Linked DNA regions of Homo sapiens: region 2 is linked to region 1. Evidence: read pairs that join two places in POLR2A ChIA-PET (ENCODE). Cell type or tissue: OCI-LY7. All regions are shown on one strand. Each heading gives the region's core, and the rest is flanking DNA. Links, peaks and the distances in the headings are about the cores only. Region 1 overlaps IKZF3 (IKAROS family zinc finger 3). Region 2 holds the start of LOC124904000 (a long non-coding RNA gene).

Region 1 (12,599 bases), core at 3,010-11,009:
CAAGCGATTCTCCTGCCTCAGCCTCCTGAGTAGCTGGGATTACAGGTGCCCACCACCACACCTGGCTATTTTTTTAATTTTTTTTTTTTAGTAGAGACGGGGTTTCACCATCTTGGCCAGGCTGGTCTTGAACTCCTGACCTCGTGATCCACCCACCTCGGCCTCCCAAACTGCTGGGATTACAGGAGTGAGCCACTGCGCTCGGCCTCAACATTCCTTTCTAGACAGATTTAAGACACAGGTGGTCCAGGAGCGGTGGCTCACACCTGTAATTCCAGCACTTTGGGAGGCCGAGGCGGGTGGATCATGAGGTCAGGAGATCGAGACCATCCTGACTAACATGGTGAAACCCCATCTCTACTAAAAATACAAAAAAATTAGCCAGGCGTGGTGGTGTGCGCCTATAGTCCCAGCTACTCAAGAGGCTGAGGCAGGAGAATCGCTTGAACCTGGGAAGTGGAGGTTGCAGTGAGCTGAGATCCCACCACTGCACTCCAGCTTGGGTGACAAAGTGAGACTCCGTCTCAAGAAAAAAAAAAAAAGACATAGGTAAGCTATGCTTACTGCCTCTACAGCCTCAAAAAGGACTCAGAATTCTCTGTAATATGGCTTCCGCCTCCACAATTCACTTAATCTGCTCCCTTGAATATCACCAACCATAATCTCCTGATTCCTAGATTCAGAGCCTTTTTGTATGCCACTCTCTCCAACTTCTTTGTAATCCTCAACACTACTGACCACTCACCATTCCTTGTTCTTCTGCACTCCTATGTCTTTTCTTTCTTTCTTTTTTTTTTTTTTTGAGACAGAGTCTCACTCTGTTGCCCAGGCTAGAGTACAGTGGTGCGATCTCGGCTCACTGCAACCTCTGCTTCCCAGGTCCAAGCGATTCTCCTGCCTCAGCCTCCCGAGTAGCTGGGACTATAGGCACGTGCCACCACACCTGGCTAATTTCTGTATTTTTAGTAGAGACAGGGTTTTACCATGTTGGCCAGGCTGGTCTCGAACTCCTGACTTCAGGTGATCCACCTGTCTTGGCCTCCCAAAGTGTTGGGATTACAGGCATGAGCCACCGTGCCCGGCCCCTGCACTCCTATTTCTTCAATGAAAATGTACCTTCTTTCCTTGCCTTTCTGATTGCTTCCTTCTTGCCCCTTTTCTTCCCTCTGCATCCTAAATACTGTCCTTAACCTTCTTTTTTCTTCCCTCTACACCCCTCTTGTATGGCAATTTCATTCATTCTTAAGGCTTCGACTAACATCTTATATGATTAATTTCCATATATATAACTCCAGGTGTAACCTCTCTCCCTTTCTTTAGTCCTCTATTTCTGAAGGCTTCCTAGGTATCTTCCCAGTTACTCAGGCTAGAATCCTTAGAGTCATCTTTCCTTTCTCCTGATTGGGCCCCACATTCAATCATTCAGTGGTTCTATCTGTGTATCCAATCTCTAATCTGTTTCTCCACTCCTGTATTTTGCATGCCCATTACCTAATTCTCAGACCCTATGACTTTCCCACGATCTACTTATTGCTGTAGCCCCCGCACTGTTCTCTTTGGCTCCCTTCTTTCTCCTTTCCAGCCCGTCTTGTTTGTTGCTACAAGATTGCTCTTCCTAAATTCTACCTCTGGTCATGTCATAGCCCTGTCAAAATTCTTCAATATTTTCCACTGCCAACAAAATAAAGTCCAAACTCAGAAACAAATAATTTAAAAGGCCTTTCGGGATCTGGCCCCAACCTATCTTTGGCATATTAATTTTGACTAGTTAGATCTTTAACTAAAGAGCTTCTAAGTAGTCTTATTTCTACTGCCTAAAAGATCTTTCCCCAATATGGCCACAGGTCCAAGTCCTACACATCCTACGTATTTTTTTTTTTTTTTTGAGACGGAGTCTTTCTCTGTCTCTCAGGCTGGAGTGCAGTGGTGCGATCTCTGCTCACTGCAACTTCTGCCTCCCGGGTTCATGCCATTCTCTTGGCTCAGCCTCCTGAGTAGCTGGGACTACAGGCGCCCACCACCATACCCAGCTAATTTTTTGTATTTTTAGTAGAGACAGGGTTTCACTGTGTTAGCCAGGATGGTCTCAATCTCCTGACCTCGTGATCCGCCGGCCTCGGCCTCCCAAAGTGCTGGGATTACAGGCATGAGCCACTGCGCCTGGCCACTGTCCTACACATTTTTAAAGGTCAAACTAATATGCTGTCTCCTGGCTACTATGCCTTCTCTGATCAACCCAGCTGGAAAATAGCCTGCTCCTTCTTCCTGGGTTACTTATGAACTCACCTCCCCTAGTCTCCCCAATAAATATGTAAACTAGCTGAGGGCAGAAGCTATACAGATTGTGTGTGTGTGTGCGTGTGTGTGTGTGTGTGTGTGTGTTTAACTCAGTATTCCCTATGACACTGCTTAACCTGTATCTGTAAGACCAGAGGTTATGTGGTTTTAAAATAGAAAATTTGGGGCTCCTACCATAGATCTACTAATCTGGGGGTGGAGACTGGAAATGTTCATTTAAAACCATGCTCTCCAGATAAACCTTATGCACAATGGAGTTTGAGAGCCACTGCCTCGAGTTAGATGCAGTGCCCTACATAAAGTAGACATCCCATAAATTCCTGGTGTATGAATATATCATTGCATTAGCCTCCTAACTGGCCCACGGTACATGTGACCTCTGTTATACTGCATCCTATTGCCAGAATAATCATGCTGTAGCAAAGAAACTCTTATTTAAAACTTTCAATGATTTCATTTGCTTATAGAATAAAGTCCAAACTCCTTAATGAGGTATTCAAGCACCTGTCCAGAACTTGCCCCAGGACTACTTAATCATCTCATTTCTCAGTCTTCTTGAATCACCTTTCTCTCTATACTAGAACTTTACTATGCAAAGTGAGGTCCTTGGATAAGCAGTTCTGCAACCGCCTGGGAGCTTGTTAGAAATACAGGTGCTCAGGCCTCAACCTAGACCTACTGGACCAGAATTTGCATTTTAACAAGATCCTCAAGGATTCTTATGCACATTAAAGTCTGAGAAGCACAGCAGCAACATGACTAATCACAGTTCTTCAAGCCTCTTCTCCAGCCTTTCCCACACCTAAAATATCCTTCTACCATTTCAATAGTGTATTCAAACTTCCACATGCAGTTTAAATGCCACTTCTTCCATGAAGTCTTCCTTGATACCCTTAACTAGAAAAAAAATTATGTTTCTTTGTTCTCATACATCCGTCTTATTCTGCTTTATATTTAGTATGATATAATTACATTGCTACAGATCCGCTTTTATGTAGTTGATGTGTTCATAAAATGTTTCATGCAAAACCAATAACACTGTCCCGCTGATTAACATTCTACATTCAGAAATGTTTATTTTGCCCTGATTTCAGTTGTCAGTGACTGGCAACACCCGTTCATTTAATAAAGGCAGAAAATCTTAAAGACCTGGCAACAAATACTTGAATATATTTGGGGAACTGCCTGATAGTATCCTGAAGTCTTTTGTAAAGTGAATAAACCTTTTATAGTATGAATAATCTCATGTTTTGGTTTTGTAAATTCTAATCTTCTTATAATATATATCAGGTTTCTTAGACATACATCTTAAGTTGACACTTAGAAGACTATCAAGAAGCCTCATAGACACTGGTGAAAGTTTATTTCTTAAGTCAGGTGGTGGGTGTATGGATGTTTTCTTATTATTCTTTAATCTATACATGTAATTATACTTGCCTTTTTGTACATATGATCTATTTTATAATAAAAAAAGTTAAAGGCTTCCTGAATACCTTTTTTATAACTGAACTTGTGGAGAAAAGAATATACCAAACCACAAATTGCTGATAAAGGTAATTGCTATACATTCCCAGAGGCAGGGAAAAGATGTCTAAATTGAATCTAACCCATAGGAAATTAGATTAAACTAAACTTTCTAAAGGAGCTACTCTAGGGTACAATTGCTCCCATCTTTGTCTATGTTTTCAGGCCTCTTAGGAAGATGACACACACGAACACACACACACACCCCAGAGAGAATTTTGTAGGCTGAAGAGAACAAAGGTTTGGCTCACTGGGGCTGATGCACATGGTTTCATTTCCTGGGGTGATGGTTATCACATGAAAGGCTTGTACTCCAGAGCAGACATTTTTGGTTTCACCTGAGACACTGCAAAAACAATGGGTCCTGGAAAGGATCCAACATCTAAATCCTTCAGGGGCAATAGCAGTCTCAGCCAACTGTGCCTCAGTTTGTTTTTACAGGCACATAAAATGCTCAGTTGGAGAGAAGAACCTATCAAAGATGGCAAACAGAATAGACAACTTGGGTATCTTGGAGAGCATGTTGATACTAGGAATTTCCCAGTGGAAAAAAGAGATTCTGAATTTCCACCTTAAACTATGAGATCTCAGAATCCAACTCTACGAAGGACAAAGTTGGAAGTAATATCCTCAGGTCTGCCGGAGATATTGTGAGAAGGGACAAAACAAGATAGAGGCTGTTAGGGAAGGCACAAAAGGGTGATGTTATTTAAGTGTTTTACAAGGATCGGGGGTCATAACCATGAAATCTTCAGCAAATGCAAAAGTCAACTGGATAACAAAGAAGCTTAATCATCTTAATGTGGCATTTTAATGATGCCACTGATTTGCTATGCCAATTCAGAGATAATGAGGCCCTAATGCTACAGATGTTCAGCCAGGCTAAAAGAAAGGGGGTGGGGGGGGGCTTTTCTAGCACGCCATTTTCTAACTATCCAATTAAACAAATTGTGAAAGCATCTAAATAGTTTACCAGGTTTTGACAGCTGTTAATAGGATTTAGAAGCTTGAAGCACTAAAGAGCAAAATGGGAAATATATGTATTGTAGGTATTCAGTCTACAAAGTTTGTTACTGTCGCCCAATCTAGCACAAACAGATGAACTAGAACAGTTTTCCTTATAAAATTAATGTCTATACTTCTCTCCCACAATGACCTCTTTGTATTAGGAAGAAGAACACTGAAACGATGGGTCATTTTCATTTTCTAATTTACATTTTTGCATGTAAAGTAATGAGAGAGAGAAACCGATGATATTTTTAGAACTAAAGAGTAAGGAAAGTTTTAATATTTGCTAACCAGTAAAATTATAAAGCTTCAATGCAAACTAAACTTTTGGTCATTGATTTATAAAATCTATTATGTTTTCTTTTTTTCTCTTTTAAAATTTAAAATAATGGACGTCTGTTAATTTTGAAAATGCCTATTTTTAAATTAGGAAAAAACTGGAAAAGGTAAATCAGGCTAACAAGAGATGAAATACTGGCAGGGCGCAGTGGTTCACGCCTGTAATCCCAGCACTTTGGGAGGCTGAGGCAGGCGGATCACGAGATCAGGAGATCAAGACCATCAAGACATGGTGAAACCCTGTCTCTACTAAAAATATAAAAAATTAGCCGGGCATGGTGACGGGCACCTGTAGTCCCAGCTACTCGGGAGGCTGAGGCAGGAGAATGCTGTGAACCCGGGAGGCGGAGCTTGCAGTGAGCCAAGATCGCACCACTGCACTCCAGCCTGGGTGACAGAGTGAGACTCCATCTCAAAAAAAAAAAAAAAAAAAAAAAAAGAGAGATGAAATACTGATATCTCAATACAGGTTTGGATAAAATTCTATAGATTTAAGTTCTCATTGAAATACATTTTTGGCCAGGTGCAATAGCTTACATCTGTAACTCCAGCACTTCAGGAGGCAGAGGTGGGAGGATCGCTTGGGCCCAGAAGTTTGAGACCAGCCTAGGCAACAAAGTAAGACCCTGTCTCTACAAAAAATCAAAAAATTAGCCGGATGTGGTAGTGTGTGCCTGTTGTCCCAGCTACATAGGAGGCTAAGGCAGGAGATTCCCTTGAACTCAGGAGGTCAAGGCTGCAGTGAGCTGTGTTCATGCCATTGCACTCTAGCCTGGGAGACAGAGCGAGACCCTGTCTCAAAAAAAAAAAAAAGAAAAAAAATTAAAGTCATGAGAAAATAGCCAGGTATGGTAGAATACCTGGGAATAGCTGGGAATACAGCATGCCTGTAGTCCCAACTACTCAAGAGGCTGAGAAGGGAGGATCACCTGAGCCTGGAGAGGTCCAGGCTGCAGTGAGCTGTGATCATGCCACTGTACTCCAGCCAGCCTGGGCAACAGAATGAGACCTGTCTCAAAAAAAAAAAAAAAAAAGAATCTAAACTGGCCATCAGTAAATCACATCACTTCAAACACAAGAGCATTAGCATGTAAAAAGTTTCATTTGCAAAGGAACTACCCTCAATTTTACTAATAACATTAATTTTTGCCTTATCTGACTATCAAATAGCTCATTCATGGGCATAATAATAAAAATAATTTTGCTTAATAATTTCAGTGCAATTCTTTGCTTCCCCATTAGAAGAAGAGGAGATTTACTACTTTTACAACAGAAATACACTATACATCAGCAGTAGGTAAGGTTCCAGCTGCTCAGCTGGGCTAAGCTCTTCAAATGTCATGGGGCCAGGTATAATTCTTTATCTAGAATTGTGAGGACTGAAGGCCATGATGTATGAAAGGTCTTTCTAAACTATAAAGAGTCTACAAGTATATTGTTTCATTTCTGCCCATTATAACAATTACTTTTTCTATTGATTATTTTCATCTATGTATTAAACTCTTTTGTATTTATATTTTTGAGAAATAACTGCTACCCATCAAAAAACAATGGATGAAATACATTTAAAGAGGCTGAAGTTTTAGATGTTGCCTAAACAAGCATAGACTAAAGTAGTTACCTGGTAGAAACTTCATTTGTAAATCCGAAAGAAAAAAAACTTCCTTTTTCATTCAAAATTCCCTTGCATAGAATATTCACTCTATCTTTTTTTTTTTTTTTTGAGACAGAGTTTCGCTCTTGTTGCCCAGGCTGGAGTGCAATGGCGCGATCTCGGCTCACAGCAACCTCCACCTCCCGGGTTCAAGCCATTCTCCTGCCTCAGCCTCCGGAGTAGCTGGGATTACAGGCATGTACCACCATGCCCTGCTAATTTTGCATTTTTAGTAGAGGCAGGGTTTCTCCATGTTGGTCAGGCTGGTCTCGAACTCTGGACCTCAGATGATCCGCCCACCTCGGCCTCCCAAAGTGCTAGGATTACAGGCGTGAGCCACCGCGCCCAGCCACTCTATCTTTTTTAAAAACAGGAATGAAAAAGTTTAAAGCATGTTAAAATACAATTCTTAGTAAAATTCAAAAACTGTCATCCAAATACAATTGGCTAAAAAACATTCTGACTGTCACAATACCAAACTCAGGGTCACAGGTAAAGGAAGGAATGAAAAAGTCTTCTATATCCAGAGCATAAGTAGTTCTTGGTGTATATAGCATGTTTTGTGTTATATCACAATTAGTGTATTTATCTCCCATATAGACTAGGAGTATTTTCAAGGTGGGGACCAGGTTTAAATAATATTTGTGTCCCCAGAACCTAACAAGGGCCTCGTTACTTTAGAAATTGAATGAATGGGCCGGGTGTGGTGGCTCATGCCTGTAATCCCAACACTCCAGCACTTTGGGAGGCCAAGGCGGGCAGATTATTTGAGGCCAGCAGTTCGAGACCAGCCTGGCTGACATGGTGAATCCCTGTCTCTACTAAAAATACAAAACATTAGCTGGGCATAGTGGCACGCGCCTGTAATCCCAGCTACTCAGGAGGCTGAGGCAAGAGAATCGCTTGAACCCAGGAGGCAGAGGTTGCAGTGAGCCAAGATAGCTCCACTGCACTCCAGCCTGGGTGAGAGCGAGACTCTGTCTCAAAAAAAAAAAAAAAAGAAATTGAATGAATGAATGAATGAACTTCTTGGGCAGCCTGAACCAATTTAGTGATGATAACTAGGCCAGGCAGAGAAGAAGTAGTAGATCACAATAGACCCCTAACTTGTCTACAAGATTCTGATGCTGTCATGCAGTATGTAGTTTCTCTTAATGCATCAGAATAAGGTCCATGGCCCACAGTGATAGCCAGTCATCTAGTTGACTTCTTTGCCCATTGTGGTCTGGCTTCTGCCCTTCCTGCTCCACCATTTTGCAATAGGATGCCACTGGCCAGTCCCTGCTTTTTAAATCTCTTTCCTTGGCTTATTCTTTGCTGGTCCTACTCCTACCTCACTTATTTACTTATATCCTCTGTTTATTCCTCTTTCTCTATCTCCTAGATGTGAATTATTTCCTAGGGCCTATTTCTTGAAACTTTTGCCTTTTCACTTTACATACTCTGTCTCCTGATCCAAGTTTTTATTGCTGTTGACTCTCAAATTTTTATTTCCGGTAGACCTGGAAAGCCATAGACATATACTTCCTGACATGTACAATCACTTCCTGAATTTCCAACACTTATCTCACACTCAACAAGTTGCAAACAAGCTCCTTATCTCTCCCATTTCTTCTCCGCTTTTCCTATAATATTCCCCGTTGTCCTCTCTACATAGTGGCTGTTTGATGTCAACGTCTGTATATTATGCTGCTTCTATCAACATTTAGCACTGATACAGAGCTCAGTGACTACTTACCAAACAAACAAGGAAGTAAGGAAGGAAAGAAGATAAGAAGGAGGAAAGGAAAGCGTGAACAACTATACTATTATTTGCTTCAAGTACAAAATTAGGGTTGACAGTGTTTTTAAAAATTGTACAGATTGCAATTTTGCCTAAAGCTAGCATATTAGCCGAAGACAGAGGGAAAAAATAAATTGTTATTTCTAACTCAAGGTATAACAATCAGACCCAAAGCGTATAAAGGATTCTTGGATGAGAAGGAAATGAGTATAAGGATTAAGAATTAGAAGACTCTTGTTCTTTTTAGCATTACATTAAAATACAAAATAAAAATTAACATTTACCATCTGTAACATATTATTTAGACTTTTACCCATCTCTGGTTCTTCCCTTCCTTCTTCCCTGGTTCTCAAATAATGGAATTAGAGCACTGAGAAATAATAGAAGAAACTCAGCACTGACTTCTCCTGGGTGAATGTACAACATTAAAAGCACACAAGGGAATGAGCTATCTTGTCACTGGAACATGTTCATCCCTGGGGATAAAGTGTAACAACTGCTTAACAGCTGCCCAGTAACATACTTCAAGGCTGCAAGCAAAGATGCATCCTAGCTCTACTGGAAACTGCAGAGGGAATATTGTCTGGCAGAATAAAACTAGAATAGAATCTGGCCAACAAACTGCAATCTATGTCCTTTCTATTTCAAACAGCAGCTTCTAATGATCACAGAGAGGTTTCTACTAACAATATTCAAGTAATATTGGATGGGTATTGGTAATTACAGGGAAGGAACAATATGGTATTTAACTTATTTTTTTCCACTGAAAATAGAGTTGAATGACTTCTTTTTTTTTAAGTTTCTGATAAAAGAGCATGGGCTTTGGAGTAAGACAGAACCCAGGTTCAAGTTGTACTAACTAGCTGTGTGACCTCAGCAAGTAATTTGACTTCCGTGAATTTTCTCATTTGTGTTGCAGTAATGATAATATCTATACCTAATAGGGCTGTTACAGTAATGAAATTAAGCAAAATAATGTATATATAGGCGTAGCATAGTAGCTGGCACATAATATGTTCATGACCTTGAGACAGGCAAAGATTTCTTAGATACAGCACTGAAAACATGATTCATAAATGAAAATATCCTGCAACTCAGTAAGACAAATAATCCAATTTTAAAATGCACGAAAGTAGTCTTTAGCTTTTCTAAGGTAATAAATAAAATTTTTAAAACGCACAAAAGATGTGAATTAACATTTCACCAGGAAATTATATGAATGGACAACAGACCAATGAAAAGATGCTCATCATCCTCAGTCATTAGAGAAGTGTGAATTAAAACCATAATGAGATTCCACTTCACACCTGCTAGAATGGCTACTATAAAAAAGACACAATAAAGAGCGCTGGCAAGGATGTGAAGAAAATGGAACCCTCATCCGTTGCTGGTGGGAGTGTAAAATGATACAGTCATTTTGGAAAACAGTTTGGCAGTATGGTGGGCAGCCTTCTAAAACGGCTCCTAGCATTCACACCCTTGTGTAATATTCCCCTCCAGTGTGGGCTGGACCTAGGTGATTGCTTCTAATGAAAAAAACATGGAAAAGTGATGGAAGGTGTCTCTTCTGTGTTTAGGTTATAAAAGACTGTGACTTCCATCTCTCTCTCTCTTTCTCTCTGTGGTGTTTCTTGCAAGCTTCTCAGATGAAGTAAGCTGGAGAGCAAGGAGCTGAAGGCAGTGTCTGGCCAACCTCCAGTGAAGAAACGAGGCCTTCAGTCTAACAGCCTTCAGGAACTGAATCCTGACAACAACCACATGAGTGAGCTTGGAAACTGATCCTTCCCTAGTCAAGTCTTTAGATGAGACCACAGTTCAGGTCAGTATCTTGTTAGCAGCCTTGGGAGAGACTGAAGCAGAGGACCCAGATATGCTGTGCCTGTATTCCTGAGATAATATGTTTTAAGTTGCTAGGGTTTGGGGTCATTTGTCACACAGCAATCAATAACTAATATAGGGGTAGTTTCTTATAAAATTAAACATAAATTTACCATACAAGCCAACAATTCTAGGTATCTGCTCAAAAGCAGTGATAACCTATGTCCACATAAAGACTTGTACATAAATGTTCATAGAAGCTAAAAAATGCAAACAATTGAATGTCCACCAAACAGTGAATTGATAATCAAAATGTACTATATAAATACAATGATATTCTTTTTTTTTTTTTTTTTGACAGAGTCTCACTGTCACCCAGGCTGGAGTGCAGCGGCATGATCATGGCTCACTAGGCAGCCTCGACCTCCTAGGCTCAAGCAATCCTCCCACCTCAGTCTCCTGAGTAGCTGGGACTATTTAAATTTTTTTTTTTTTTTTTTTTTTTTTGTAGAGACGGGGCCTCTATATGTTTCCAGCTACTCGGGCGGCTGAGGTGGGAGGATCACTTGAGCCCAGGAGTTTGAGACCAGCCTAGGCAACACAGTGAGATCCCATCTCAAAAATTTTAAGAAAAAAGAAATAAAAGAAACAAACTACTGATACATGCAGCAACATAGATGAACTTCAAAAACATTATGCTAAGTAAAAGAAGCCAGAAACAAAATATTACATATGGTATTATTCCATTTATATGAAATACCCAGAAACAGTAAATCTTTAGAGACAGAAATAATTAGTGGTTGCCTGAGGCTGCAGGCAAGAATGGGGATCAACTACAAACAAGTACAAAGGGTTTTTTAGGGTGATGGAAATGTTCTAAAACATGGTGGTAGTTGTACAGCTCTGTAAATTTACTAGAAAAGTCATTGAATTGAACATTTAAAGTATGTAAATTATAACCACATTAAAGCTGTTTTAAAAAGAAATCTATACAGATAAACAAAACAAAATAAAATTGATAGCTCTGATACTGACTCTGATACTGACTCTGTCTCAAAATGGGAATGTTTAGCTACCCATTCACCAATGATTACAAGAAGCATCATGGTAAGTATAGTTTCTGAGCTATGATTACTTCCATATGACAAATGCTCAGAAGACTATTTTTAACTCCTTTTGTTCCTGTACAACTGATTTCATTCCCTTTCAACAAAATTAACAAGAATTAGCTTGTTGAAAAACACAAGGGCACCCGCTACTTGACAGTAGGAAAGGAAGGTTAAAAAATCAAGTATAAAAGAGTTGGCCTGATTGGACATTTCCCATACTTAGTTATTTTATTATCGATTTCAGACAAATACCTAACTACTGATTTTTGCTCTTTCTAAATTGGGCTAAAATTCATAAGGATCCAGATACATAAGGATATATTACTTCTTTGTTATATTTTGTGCTTTTATGGACCATACTGTCTCACTTTCTGTTCTGTTAATAATTTAGTGTGTTTTACTAGGCTGTGGTTATTAATTAGTTAATGAGCACTATCTCTGGACTGCAAAGCAGCAGTGATATAAATGCACCTGGGGAAGTTCACTGAGGGTTCATTCAGGAATGTGAGTTCTCTCGTAAGACAAAATAAGAAAATAAAGAATTATCTTTTCTTTACAGTCTGAGAGAGAGAGAGAACTAGTACAACCTGAAGGACTAGAACCGGAAAATCAAGCTGATGGTAAGTAAGGAATAGGTCATATAAAAATGCAAGAGAGAGTTCTGGGCTCCAAGTAATGAAAAGAGTAATAATGGACCATTAAGTAGTGTTTGTTCAAATGTCGGTGGATGGGAGGTATGACCACAGCCTAGGCTGACTTAACAGAAGTTAACAAAGAGCCTTTCCTATTTTCTCAAGGGCTGCTATGAAATTACTTAAGGAGTAAGAAAGGATAACAAAGGCCCTGGCTGAGATTTTTGCTTCTGTAGACGCAGGTGCAGAAAAGGCTGGTTCTAACACATCTTGTCAATGTCTTTAATGCCACCAGACTGATGAATATAGTGAAATATCTATCGTGATCCCATTTTTACTTATTCAGTTGACATAATTAGCAAATCTATTAAGGGTAAGGTCACAAATTATTTTTAGTTATTAAACCATAGGTCTCCATATGTTACTGTTTAGAC
Region 2 (12,599 bases), core at 2,360-10,359, 190 kb after region 1:
CCTGCCTGGTGCAAATTTTCCAAGGGGTGGTGCATAAGAGGCCCATTTGGCACCCTGGCTTGTCGGTGGGGAGTTGGATGACCCTACTCTGTTGACCAACTCTCCTCTCCTCCACTCCCAGGGCGAATCAAAGCCATCCAGCTGGAGTACTCAGAGGCCCGGAGAACGATGACCAACGCCCTTCGCAAGGCCCCTCAGCACACAGCTGTCGGCTTCAAACAGACGGTGAGCCACAACTACCATCATCCCTTTGCCTCTTTTTTTTTTTTTTTTTTAAATGGTGTCTTGCTATGTTACCTGGGCTGGTCTTGAACTCCTGGGTTCAAGAAGTCCTCCCACCTCAGCTTCCCAAAGTGCTGGGATCACAGGTATGAGCCACCATGCCTGGCCCCTTTGCCTGTTACTCATTCCCTACCACTTCAGTTCTCTTCTCTATGCTAGGGGCTAGGAAAGGCATCCTTAACCTTCCTATCCAGAAGGACTTCAACTTTTATTATTATTTTTTGTGTGTGTGGAGACAGGCATATCACTGTTGCTCAGGTGAGAACTCCTGGGCTCAAGCAATCCTTCGGCCTCTGCCTCCCTAAGTGCTGAGATTGCAGGTGCGAGCTGCCATGTCTGCAAAAGGTTGCTTCACATCTATTTGTGGGTGTCAATGAAGCAGACACTACCTGCACCTCTGGCAGTGGATATTCAGAGTGTTTCTGGCAGATAGGTTTAGAATATTCCTGATTCCCCAGCGCTCCTGACAGTCATTCCAGGCTTGGACCTAGATTGTGTTGATACAAACCCCAGGTTTTTATCTAGTCCTTCATGTTCACATTTGGAAACTGTATTGTCTGTGGCCAAGGAACCCAGAAAATCTCTGCAAGGCTGAGTGGCTCAAGTAAACATAAAACTTGGCCACTTAAGAGCTGTCAGTCAGCAAGTATTTAAGCATCAACCTTGGTATTAGGCACTGTAAGGGATAGGAAGGGAGGATAATAAGTGATCTTTCTTTCTTTTCTTTCGTTTTTTGTTTTCTGAGACAGAGTCTCCCTCTGTCACTCAGGCTGGAGTGCAATGGCACGATCTTTTCTCACTGCAACCTCTGCCTCCCGAGTTCAAGTGATTCTCCTGCCTCAGCTTCCTCAGTAGCTGGGCAGGCGCCTGCCACCACATCCAACTAATTTTTTTGTTTGTTTTTTTGGTTCTTTTTTTTGAAACGGAGTCTTGCTCTGTCTCCCAGGCTGGAGACAGAGGTGCCATCTTGGCTCACTGCAACCCCTGTCTTTGGGGTTCAAGGGATTCTCCTGCCTCAGCCTCCCGAGTAACTGGGATTACAGGCGCCTGCCACCACGCCCAGCTAATTTTTTGTATTTTTAGTAGAGATGGGGTTTCACCATGTTGGCCAGGCTGGTCTCGAACTCCTGACCTCAAGTGATCCACCCACCTCAGCCTCCCAAAGTCCTGGGATTACAGGCGTGAGCCACCGCTCCAGGCCAGGTATTTCTTATTATTAGAGTATTTCAAAGAGATAAAGAATGTTGTGTCAGAAAGCTTGAGGGTGTATGTGAAGTCACAGAGCCCAGTAGCCAGGATGTAGACCCAGTCTTCCCAAATTCAAACCTCTGCTCCTACCTTCACACAACATCCACCTCCATGGTGTCTTGACAGGGAACGGGAGACGTGTGTTGATTAGGTCAATGTAGTAGGAGATTCATTTTATTTCTGTTCAGAAGTTCAGAGAAAGTCAGATTTGTTTTTGATCAAATAATGAAAGAGAAAGGGTCTTAAAGAAAAAGTTGGCTAGGTACAGGGCTCACACCTGTAATCCTAGCACTTTGGGAGGCTGTGGCAAGAGGATTGCTTGAGACCAACCTGAGCAACATATGGAGACACCGCCTCTGCAAAAATTAAAAACCTAGCTGGGCGTGATGGCATGCACCTGTAGTCCCAGCTACTTGGGAGGCTGAGGTGCAAGGATCACTTGGGCCCAGGAAGTCGAGGCTGCAGTGAGCCATGATCGTGCCACTGCACTGCAGCCTGGGCGACAGAGCAAGACTCTGTCTCAAAAAAAAACAAACATTAAAATTGAACTGGTCTTTGAAAGATGGGTAGGATTTTCACAAGGAGTAAAGGCTTTTCAGACACACAGGGTGCGTGAGCAAAATGTTAGATTGCTTACAATATGAGAGACACTAAAGTTTCTTTTGAAAATCACTAAAAATACTAGTAATTAACATATATAAAATGTGTCATGTACCATGAGAGAGGCTTTCAGGCATTTAAATCTCAGTGGCAGGAAGGCGTAGAGAGCTGGAAGAGAGGTCTCGGGCTGTTGGTGAGGGAGCGCAGGGAGAGAGAGGGCGGGAGTGAAGGCATGTTTGGGAGAAGGCCTGCAACCAGCCCTCTGCCCTCTGCCCTCACACACCTTTGCCGTACCCCTGTCACCACCCAGCTTACAGAATCACCTGGGGCTCTGATGAAGCTGTAGATTCCGATTCAGAGAGTCTGTGTTCCTAACAGGCCTTGGGTGATGCCAGTGCTGCTGGTGGCACAGAGCGCTCTGAGGAGGGCGGTGCTGGCTCATCCTGTTCAAAGCGGAGGTCAGCTAGCATTCATTCCTGCAGCCACCTTGTCTCTTGTAAACTTGAATGTCTCTCTCCGCCCATTTTCACCCTCCCTGTCTTTACTTAACACCAGCTTCACTACCTGTGTTTTCCATCACACTCCTTCCTCTCTCTTCTAGCCTTGGCCCATCACCTGTTTGCTTCAGTCTCCGGGAAGAAAACCCCCAGCCCTGCTGCTTCCTCTCTCAGGCGGCCGTTCCTGTCTCCCCTGGCTCCCTCCCCAACAGTGCACTGGCCAGCCCCTTCCCTCCAGTGTTCTCTCTGCTCCTTCTCACCACCTGGGCCTCAGCAGAGCACTCTGAGAGCTTCTCTGTCGATAGTAAAACCCTCATTCTCTCCTTGAGTGACCTTGTTTGCTTTCCCAGCTTCAGCGCTCGCCTGCATGATGCTCTTCAGCCTGTACATTACTAACTCCGTTACTCTGCTGGCACTGCCACCGCAAGGTCCCACAGACTTGGCGGCTTAAACAACCGAAATTGATTTCATCACAATTCTGGAGGCTCTAAGTCCAACAGCAAAGTGTGACACGATTGGTTTCTTCTGAGGGCCTCTCTCGTCTGCTTGTCGATGGCCGTCTCCTGGTGTTTTCACATGGTCTTCCCTCTGTGCGTGTCTGTGTCCTGCTTTTGTCTTAGAAGGACAATAGTCATGTAGGATTAGGGTCCACCCATATGACCTCACTTTACCATAATTACCTCTTTAAAGGCCCTGTGTCCAAATAGAGTCCCATTCTGAGGTACTGGGGTTTAGGTCTCTAACATGAACTTGAGGGGGATGCAGTTTAGCCCATAACACTAACTCTGACCCCTCTCACGAGCATCAGGCCTGCAGATCCAGCTCCCCCTCCCACTCCCCATGTCTCTCTCTACAGCGTGTCCCAAAGAGATCCCTCCTGGCCCCCTTACCATTCCTTCCTCCTGCTTTCCCGATCCAGATCAGGGCCTTGGGATCATCTCTGACTCTCCCCCATCCTCCTTCCCATCACTTGGTCGTCTGTTGAATTGTCTGCACATCTTCTGTGTTTGCCTGTTCCTTCATATTGCCAGTGCCATGGTTTGAGCCACTAACATTCCCAGACACTTCTGCCTGGTCATCTTCCTCTCCAGCAGCCCAGCTTACATTCACTTGCCTTACTAAGCAGAGCTCCAGCTCTGTCCTTCCCTTGCCTGGGAAGCTTCCATTGCTCCCCACTGCTGTAGGGTATCATAACGGTCTTGTGAGGTAGACAGGCTAGGTATTGTTATTGTTATTTGGTAGTTTTAGAGATGAGGAACTAAGGACCCAGTTGCTCAGTGTTTCCTAGCTAGTGAATAGAGACTAGACACCAAGTGTTCTACGTGCAGACTTTATACTGCTCAGCCTGGCACACAAAATGGCAATGGCATAGTCCCCAGACTGCGGTCCCAACTGTCTCTTTCCTAACAGCTCCCCAGGCACCCACACTTTTCTGCCTCTTTTTCAATCTGTACCCTTGACCCTCCTCCTTTTTCTGCTTTGTCAGACTCCTTAAGGCACTTCATAAATTAACCATTTCCAGGGATTTCCCCTCACACATGAGTTATTCCAGTGGACAGGGCAGCCTCATGGGTGCCTGTGGAGGGTGAAGGGTCTGCCTGGCCGTAGGTGTGATCACACACTCCCGTTGTAACCCCTGTCTCCTGTGACACTTGCTGCCCCACGATTTAGCTGCTTTGTGTTCCGTGCCTCCTGTTTGCTGGTGAACTCCTGAGTTGGGGGGCGTCATTCCCTCCACTGTAGTTCTTCCGCGATGCTGACTCCACCCACGGTCAGCACCACTCGGAAATACTTCACAGTCCTGTAGAGGAAGACAGGTCCAGGTTTCCAGTTACCCTTCTATGTCTGGATACTCTGCTCATTCACTGAAGCCAGGCCCCTTCCTGCACTTATGCCTCTACCCAGATAATGAGTTCTACCCACTGATGACCTCCTCTCCTCTAGTAACAGTCCGCCTCCCTAATGAGCATCTCTGGCTGACACACGTTCCGTTCTCCAGGCCTGTGAGCCCTGGTCCCTCGCTGTTGCTGAGCCACAGCACCCGCCCTTCTGGCCTCACTTTAGAGCACTGTCATTTCAGAGCAGACTACGCGCGGGGTGGCCAGGTGAAATGCAGCTGACGGCTCTGCGACCAAATGTGACCAAAGGGCCACATTCCCAGCACCCGGCTCCAAAGGCAGAGCTTGGATTCTATGCCCAGCACAGGTTTTCAGGGCTTCCTCCTCTCTCTGGGCCTAAACAGTGATCCCTTTCCCTGTTTCCCACTACATCTGGCAGAATTTAGGCCACATTTCATTTTCTTCTTCCGCCCATGGGGCTCCCTGCCCACTGTGTTCCCCTGTCACTCTGTCCAGGTGCACAAGCTTCTCATCGTGGTGGAGCTGTTGCTGGGGGAGATCCCTGACCGGCTGCAGTTCCGCCAGCCCTCCCTCAAGCGCTCACTCATGCCCTATTTCCTTCTGACTCAAGGTAAGGCTGGCTTCCCCACCCCAGAGCCCACTAGGCCCCCTTCAGTGGGGCCTCTTACATGCCTGTGCCTATTTGCATCATCCAATCTACTCCTGTTCTGCCTGCAGCTGTCAGGACAGGAAACCTAGCCAAGTTCAACCAGGTCCTGGATCAGTTTGGGGAGAAGTTTCAAGCAGATGGGACCTACACCCTAATTATCCGGCTGCGGCACAACGTGATTAAGACAGGTGTGGATCAGGATCTGAGGGGCTGTTGGAGGAGCAGAAGCCAGGCCAGGGCAAACCTAGTGGGTATCCTTGGGCAAGTGAAGGGTCTGTGTCCACTCTGCCCACCCCATCGCTCCTTCCTCTCCCAGGTGTACGCATGATCAGCCTCTCCTATTCCCGAATCTCCTTGGCTGACATCGCCCAGAAGCTGCAGTTGGATAGCCCCGAAGATGCAGAGTTCATTGTTGCCAAGGTGGGGCTGGTTCAGGAACCACAGTGACCAGGTTGTCACTTTCCTGCCAATCTCAGGAGGCAGGAGTGGGAGGAGTTTGGCCAAGGAGGGGAATAGGTAAAGCAATGGCATAGTCATTTCAGGGCGTGCCCGTCATTTGCAGTGAAGCCAAGAAGTTGCCAGAGAGAGCATGGATGTGCATGTGAGTGTGTGAGTGTAGGTGTGTGCACATGTTGAGTTTATGATAGTGCCTGTGAGTGTGAGAATATAAGGAGGGCAGAGGAATGGGATGGAACAAGATGTTCTCTGACTTAGAAGATGGGCGTGCTGGGCCAGGCGCAGTGGCTCATGCCTGTAATCCCAGCACTTTGGGAGGCTGACATGGGCAGATCACCTGAGGTCAGGAGTTTGAGACAAGCCTGGCCAACTTGGCGAAACCCCATCTCTACTGAAAATACAAAAATTAGCCAGGCCTGGTGGCAGGTTCCTGTAATCCCAGCTACTTGGGAGGCTGAGGCAGGAGAATCGCTTGAACCCGGGAGGTAAAGGTTGCAGTGAGCTGAGATCGCACCACCGCACTCTCCTGCCTGGGTGACAGAGCGAGACTCCATCTCAAAAAAAAAAAAAAAGAAGAAGCTGGGTGTGCTGGTGAACTTTCCTCTTTGGGGGCCTGCAGGCCATCCGGGATGGTGTCATTGAGGCCAGCATCAACCACGAGAAGGGCTATGTCCAATCCAAGGAGATGATTGACATCTATTCCACCCGAGAGCCCCAGCTAGCCTTCCACCAGCGCATCTCCTTCTGCCTAGATATCCACAACATGTCTGTCAAGGTGAGAAGCCCGTGGCTGCAGAGTCACGCCTGGCAGCAGCACACCCCTCCCTCCACACTCATGGATTCCTCAGAGAAGACTGGCTTAATTTGTGGCCCACGTCCCAGCCAATCTCTGTAAAATCACTGAGCTGCAGCACAGGGGGCCCAGAATGGGGAGGGGACTTGGCCATAGTTCCATAGCCAGTTGCCCTCTCCTATTGCGTTTAAGGGATGATGTGGTCACCAGGGAGGACCAGGCAGGGATTCAGAGGGCGGGGTTCTACATTTGGTTCCAAATTTGAGGCATTTAACTTCTCAAAGCTCTGTTTCTCCATCTCTGAAGCTGATAGGGAGGTGTTACCTGTCTTGCTTGCTTCACAGGGTTGGTAAGATTAAAAGAAGTCCCTGTATTGAGGCACTTAGCGAAGTCTAAATTGTAAAAAAGATGGCGCTGGTATCTAGCTCCACAAAAGGGTGAGCCCTTATCCTCAGTTAAGCACTGAGTTTGGCGCTGTTACTATTTGCTTGCCATGTTTTTTTCTGGTCTCCTCCGAGGAAACTAGGATATTGCTGCCTTGCTTAAAATCTGGCTAAGCCCTACTCCACGTGACATGCAAGGCCCTTTGTGACCTGGTCCCTTAGGTCAAGCCTCCCCTCCCACTCCTGCCCCACCACCCAGCAGCCAGCCCACTGGGTGCAGGCCAGGCCCCTCCCACATGGAATCCTCCACCGGGAAGGCCTCTCCCCGTTGCCACATCCACTGTGTTCCTCCTTTTCCTCCTCCCTGCCCAGTCAAGAGAGTTGGTCGTTTATTCCTCTTTTTTCAGCATTTCCCACAGGGCACTGTAATAATTCCTTTGATGCCTAGCCCCCCACTAGACTAACTGGAGAGGGGCCCGCCGCTTCCTGCCTGGTGTCTAGCTCACAGAGGGGACGCAGGGAGTGCAGGTTGCGTGAGTGCCTCACCTGCTTCCTTCCCTCGCTCATCTCCTCTCTTTGCTGTGCCCCAGGCCATGAGGTTTCCTCCCAAATCGTACAACAAGGACTTGGAGTCTGCAGAGGTAAGCTCTCTGCTTTCTGGGTGAGACCGAAAGGTCAAACTTCCACACAGAAGGGGAGTCGGGCGAGTGTCTGGAAGGGCTGAGCTGCTCTGAAGCTTTGGCCTCACTTGCCTCTCTCCCCAGGAACGGCGTGAGCGAGAACAGCAGGACTTGGAGTTTGCCAAGGAGATGGCAGAAGATGATGATGACAGCTTCCCTTGAGCTGGGGGGCTGGGGAGGGGTAGGGGGAATGGGGACAGGCTCTTTCCCCCTTGGGGGTCCCCTGCCCAGGGCACTGTCCCCATTTTCCCACACACAGCTCATATGCTGCATTCGTGCAGGGGGTGGGGGTGCTGGGAGCCAGCCACCCTGACCTCCCCCAGGGCTCCTCCCCAGCCGGTGACTTACTGTACAGCAGGCAGGAGGGTGGGCAGGCAACCTCCCCGGGCAGGGTCCTGGCCAGCAGTGTGGGAGCAGGAGGGGAAGGATAGTTCTGTGTACTCCTTTAGGGAGTGGGGGACTAGAACTGGGATGTCTTGGCTTGTATGTTTTTTGAAGCTTCGATTATGATTTTTAAACAATAAAAAGTTCTCCACAGTGCTTTGTGCATCAGTTACTATACTTCACTGCAGTATTGGCAGGCTCAGATTTTGGGTTTTTTGGCCTTAGAGTACTAGCCCCAGGTGTGTAATCTGAGGGCGATGGGTCTGCAGATGGGGAGGTGCCCAGGGGAGGATGAAGGGACCCTGACCTGGGGTCGGGGGCCTAGGTTTACTCTCTTTTCGTACTTGTGTGGCTTTGGTAAGGTCTTGTTAGGAAAGGTGTACCATGTGTCCATCACCAGCTGCAGACCTTCATCTCCCAATACACCTCATGGTGCTTCACGGTTATTGCAGTTTTTACAAATTGAAGGTTTGGCCAGGCATGGTGGCTCATGCCTGTAATCCCAACACTTTGGGAGGCTAAGGTGGGCGGATCACTAAAGGTCAGGAGTTTGAGACCAGCCTGGCCAACATGGCAAAACCCCGTCTCTACTAAAAATAAAAAAATCAGCTGGGCATGGAGGCAGGCGCCTGTAATCCCAGCTACTTGGGAGGCTGAAGCAGGAGAATTGCTTGAACCCGGGAGGTGGAGCATGCAGTGAGCCAAGATCTCGCCACTGCACTCCAGCCTGGGCAACAGAGTGAGACTGTGTCTCAAAAGAAAAAGAAAAGGACAAATTGAAGGTTTCTGGCAACACTGCATCAAGCAAATCTGTCGGTGCCATTTTCCCAACAGCATGTGCTCACTTAGCGTCTCTGGGTCACATTTTGGTAAATCCTCTCGATATCTCAAACTTTTTCATTATATCTGTTATGGTGATGTGTGATCGGTGATCTTTGATGTTACTATTGTCATTGTTGGGGCACCACAAATTGCACCCATATAGGATGGTGAACTTAGCCGGGCACGGTGGCTCGCGCTTGTAATCCCAGCACTTTGGCAGGCCGAGGCAGGTGGATCACCTGAGGTCAGGAGTTCAGGACCAGCTTGGACAACATGGGGAAACCCCGTCTCTACTAAAAATACAAAAAACAGCCGGGTGTGGTGGCAGGCGCCTGTAATCCCAGCTACTTGGGAGACTGAGGCAGGAGAATTGCTTGAACCCAGGAGGCGGAGGTTCCAGTGAGCCAAGATCGTGCCATTGCACTCCAGCCTGGGTGACACAGTGAGACATTGTCAAAAAAAAAAAAAAGATGGTGAACTTAATAAATGTCGAGTGTGTTCTCACTGCTCACACTGCTCACTCCATTCCCTGTCTCTCTCCCTCTTCTTGAGTCTCTCCATGCCCTGAGACACAAAATAATATTGAAATTAGGCCTGTTAGTAACCCTACAATGGCCTCTTAAGTGTTCCAGTGAGAGAAAGAGTCATTGGCCAGGCCTGGTGACTCACGCCTGTTATCCCAGCACTTTGGGAGGCCAAGGCTGGTGGACCCCTTGAGCTCAGGAGTTGGAGATCAGCCTGGGCAACACAATGAAACCTTATCGCTACAAAAAATATAAAAATTAGCTGGGCATGTGGCACGCACCTGTAGTCCCAGCTACTAGGAAGCCTGAGGTGGAAGGAGCCCTTGAGCCTGGGAGGTGAAGGCAGAGGCTGCAGTGACCTGAGATCCTGCCACTGCACTCCCACCTGGGCGACAGTGAGACCCTGTCTCAAAACAAGAAAACAGAAAAAGGGAGAAAGAATCACACATCTCTCACTTTCAATCAAAAGGTCAAAATGATTATGCTTAGTGAGGAAGGCATGTTGAAAGCTGAGAGAGGCCAAAAGTCAGGTCTCCTGCACCAAACAGGTAGCCAAGTTGTGAAGGGGGAGTTCTTTAAGGAAATTAAAAGTGCTGCTCCAGGTTGGGCACGGTGGCTCACAACTGTAATCCCAGCACTTTGGGAGGCTGAGGCGGGCAGATCACAAGGTCAGGAGTTCGAGACCAGCCTGGCCAGCATGGTGAAACCCCGTCTCTACTACAAATACAAAAACTAGCCAGGCATGGCAGTGGGCGCCTGTAATCCCAGCTACTCGGGAGGCTGAGATAGGAGAATCCTTGAAACCGGAAGGCAGAGGTTGCAGTGAGCCGAGATCACACCACTGCACTTCAGCCTGGGTAACAAAAGCGAAACTCTGTCTCAAAAAAAATGTTTTAAAAAGAGTTCGAGACCAGCCTGGCCAACATGGCAAGACCCCATCTCTACTAAAAATACAAAAAATTAGCTGGGCGTGGTGGTGCATGCCTGTACTCCGAACTACTTAGGACGCTGAGGCAGGAGAATCGCTTGAAGTGGGGAGGCGGAGGTTACCATGAGTCAAGATCGCACCACTGCACTCCAACCTGGGTGACAGAGCGAAATTCTGTCTCAAAACAATAAAAAATAAAAATGATAAATTAAATTAAAAGTGCTGCTCTAGTGGACACACAAATGATATGAAAGCAGAATAGCATTATTGCTGATACGGAGAAAGTTTGAGTCTGGAAAGAAGATCAAATCAGCCACAACATTCCTTTAAGCCAAAGCCTAGTCCGGAGAAAGGCCCTCACTCTCTTCAATCCTTTGAAGGCAGAGAGAGGTGAGAAAGTTGCAGAAGAAAAGTCAGAAGCTAACAGAGGTTGTTTTGTGAGGTTGAAAGAAAGAAGCCGTCTCTGTAACATAAAAGTGCAAAGTGAAGCAGCAAGTGCTGATGGAGAAGCTGCAGTAAGTTATCCATCAGATCTAGCTGATCTCACTGACGAAGGTGGCTACACTCAAAAACAGACTTTCAATGTAGACAAACAGCCTTCTATTGGAAGAAGATGCCACCTGGGACTTTCATAGCTACAGAAGAGAAGTCAATCCCTGGCTTCAAAGCTTCGAAGGACAGGCTGACTCTCGTTAGGGCTAATGCAGCTGGCGACTTTAAGTTGAAGCCAATGCTCATTTACCATTCCGAAAATCCCAGGGCTCTTAAGAATGATGCTAAATCTATTCTGCCTGTGCTCTGTGGATGGAACAACAAAGCCTGGATGACAGCCCATCTGTTCCCAGCATGGTTTACCGAACATTTTAAGCCACTGTTGAGACCAACTCCTTCGTCGGCTCTGTCGGCCAGGCTGGAGTGCCGTGGCATGATCTCAGCTCACTGCAACCTCTGCTTCTAGGTTCAAGCGATTCTCCTGCCTCAGCCTCCTGAGTAGCTGGGATTACAGGCATGAGCCACCGCACTCAGCCAAAAAAAATATTTTTTAAAGTTATTACTGCTGATTGACGATGCACCTGATTACCCAAGGGCTCTGATGGAGGGATACCAGGGAAATAATATTGTTTTCATTCCTGCTAACACATCCATTCTGCAGCCCATGGATGAAGAAGTAATTTCAACTTTCAAGTCTTTTTTAAGAAATACATTTTGTAAGGCTAGAGCTGCCATAGTGATTCCGCTGATGGATCTGGGTAAACTGAAAACTTAGAAAGCATTCATCATTCTAGATGCCATTAAGAATATTCATGATTAGGGCCGGACGTGGTGGCTCATGCCTATAATCCCAGCACTTTGGGAGGCTGAGGCAGGTGGATAAACTGAGGTCAGGAGTTTGAGACCAAGCTGGCCAACATGGTGAAACTCCATCTCCACTAAAAATAAATAAATAAATAAATAAATAAATAAATAAATAAATAAATACAAAACTTAGTCAGGTATGGTGGCACGCACCTGTAGTCCCAGCTACTCGGGAGGCTGAGACATGAGAATCGCTTGAATCCGGGAGGCAGAGGTTGCAGTGAGCCGAGATCGTGCCAATGCACTTCAGCCTGGGTGACAGAGTGAGACTCTCTCAAAAAACAAAAAAAGAATATTCATGATTAGGCCGGGAGTGGTGGCTGACACCTATAATTCCAGCACTTTGGGAGGCTGAGGCAAGAAGATCGCTTGAGCCCAGGAGGCCAAGAGCAGCCTGAATAACAAAGTGAGAACCCATCTGTATTAAAAAAATTTAAAAATTAGGCCGAGTGCAGCGGCTCACACCTGTAACTCCAGCACTTTGGGAGGATGAAGCGGGTGGATCACTTGAGGACAGGAGTTCGAGACCAGCCTGACCAACATGGTGAAACCACATCTCTACTAAAAATACAAAATTAGCCGGGCATGGTGGCGCTTTCCTGTAACCCCAGCTATTTGGGAGGCTGAGGCAGGAGAATCGCTTGAACCCGGGAGGCGGAGGTTGCAGTGAGCCGAGATCATGCCATTGCACTCCAGCCTGGGTGACAAAAGCAAGGCTCCATCTCAAAAAATTAACATTAGCAGGAGTTTGAAAGAAGTTGATTACAACCTTCATGGGTGACTTTGAGGGGCTGAAGACACACTTCAGTGGAGGAAAAAACTGCAGATGTAGAAATAGCAAAAGAACTAGAATTAGAAGTGGACCCTGAGGCCAGGCCCACTGGCTCACACCTGCAATCCCAGCAATTTGGGAGGCCAGGGCAGGAGGATAACTTGAGCTCAGAAGTTCCAAACCAACCTGGGTAACATAGCAAGACCTCGTCTCTACAAAAAAAAAAAAAAAAAAAAAAAAAGTGGAGCCTGAAGATGGGACTGAATTGCTGCCATCTCATGATAACATTTGAACAGATGAGTTGCTTCTATGGATGAGCAAGGAAAGTGGTTTCTTGAGATGGAATCTACTCCCGGTGAAGAGGCT

Evidence for each region. Peaks named below come from ENCODE experiments on the same cell type or tissue, not always from the same donor. Only the 100,000 strongest peaks of a DNase experiment are listed, where the experiment ranks them.
Region 2: POLR2A ChIA-PET joins it to region 1 with 6 read pairs; 2 of 35 experiments call an interaction of 5 or more read pairs at or near these places.

Annotation. Positions count from the first base shown.
Region 1 is chr17:39,796,639-39,809,237 of GRCh38, forward strand. All of the region lies in intron 3 of IKZF3 (IKAROS family zinc finger 3), which reads right to left. Among named protein-coding and RNA genes, the nearest start is that of IKZF3, 61 kb to the right of the region's middle. RefSeq lists a silencer at 4,124-4,324. In OCI-LY7, for the core only: no CTCF peak of the experiment used is centred there; a DNase peak (open chromatin) is centred at 4,103; H3K4me3 peaks cover 2,050 bases; H3K27ac peaks cover 4,360 bases.
Region 2 is chr17:39,989,973-40,002,571 of GRCh38, forward strand. PSMD3 (proteasome 26S subunit, non-ATPase 3) reads left to right here. Exons shown (of 12, transcript NM_002809.4): 6 at 122-225; 7 at 4,982-5,096; 8 at 5,204-5,323; 9 at 5,452-5,555; 10 at 6,211-6,366; 11 at 7,358-7,408; 12 at 7,532-7,987. The coding sequence ends at 7,609. It overlaps LOC124904000 (a long non-coding RNA gene), which reads right to left and starts at 4,975. Exons shown (of 3, transcript XR_007065751.1): 1 at 1,621-4,975. RefSeq lists a silencer at 2,285-2,462. In OCI-LY7, for the core only: no CTCF peak of the experiment used is centred there; no DNase peak of the experiment used is centred there.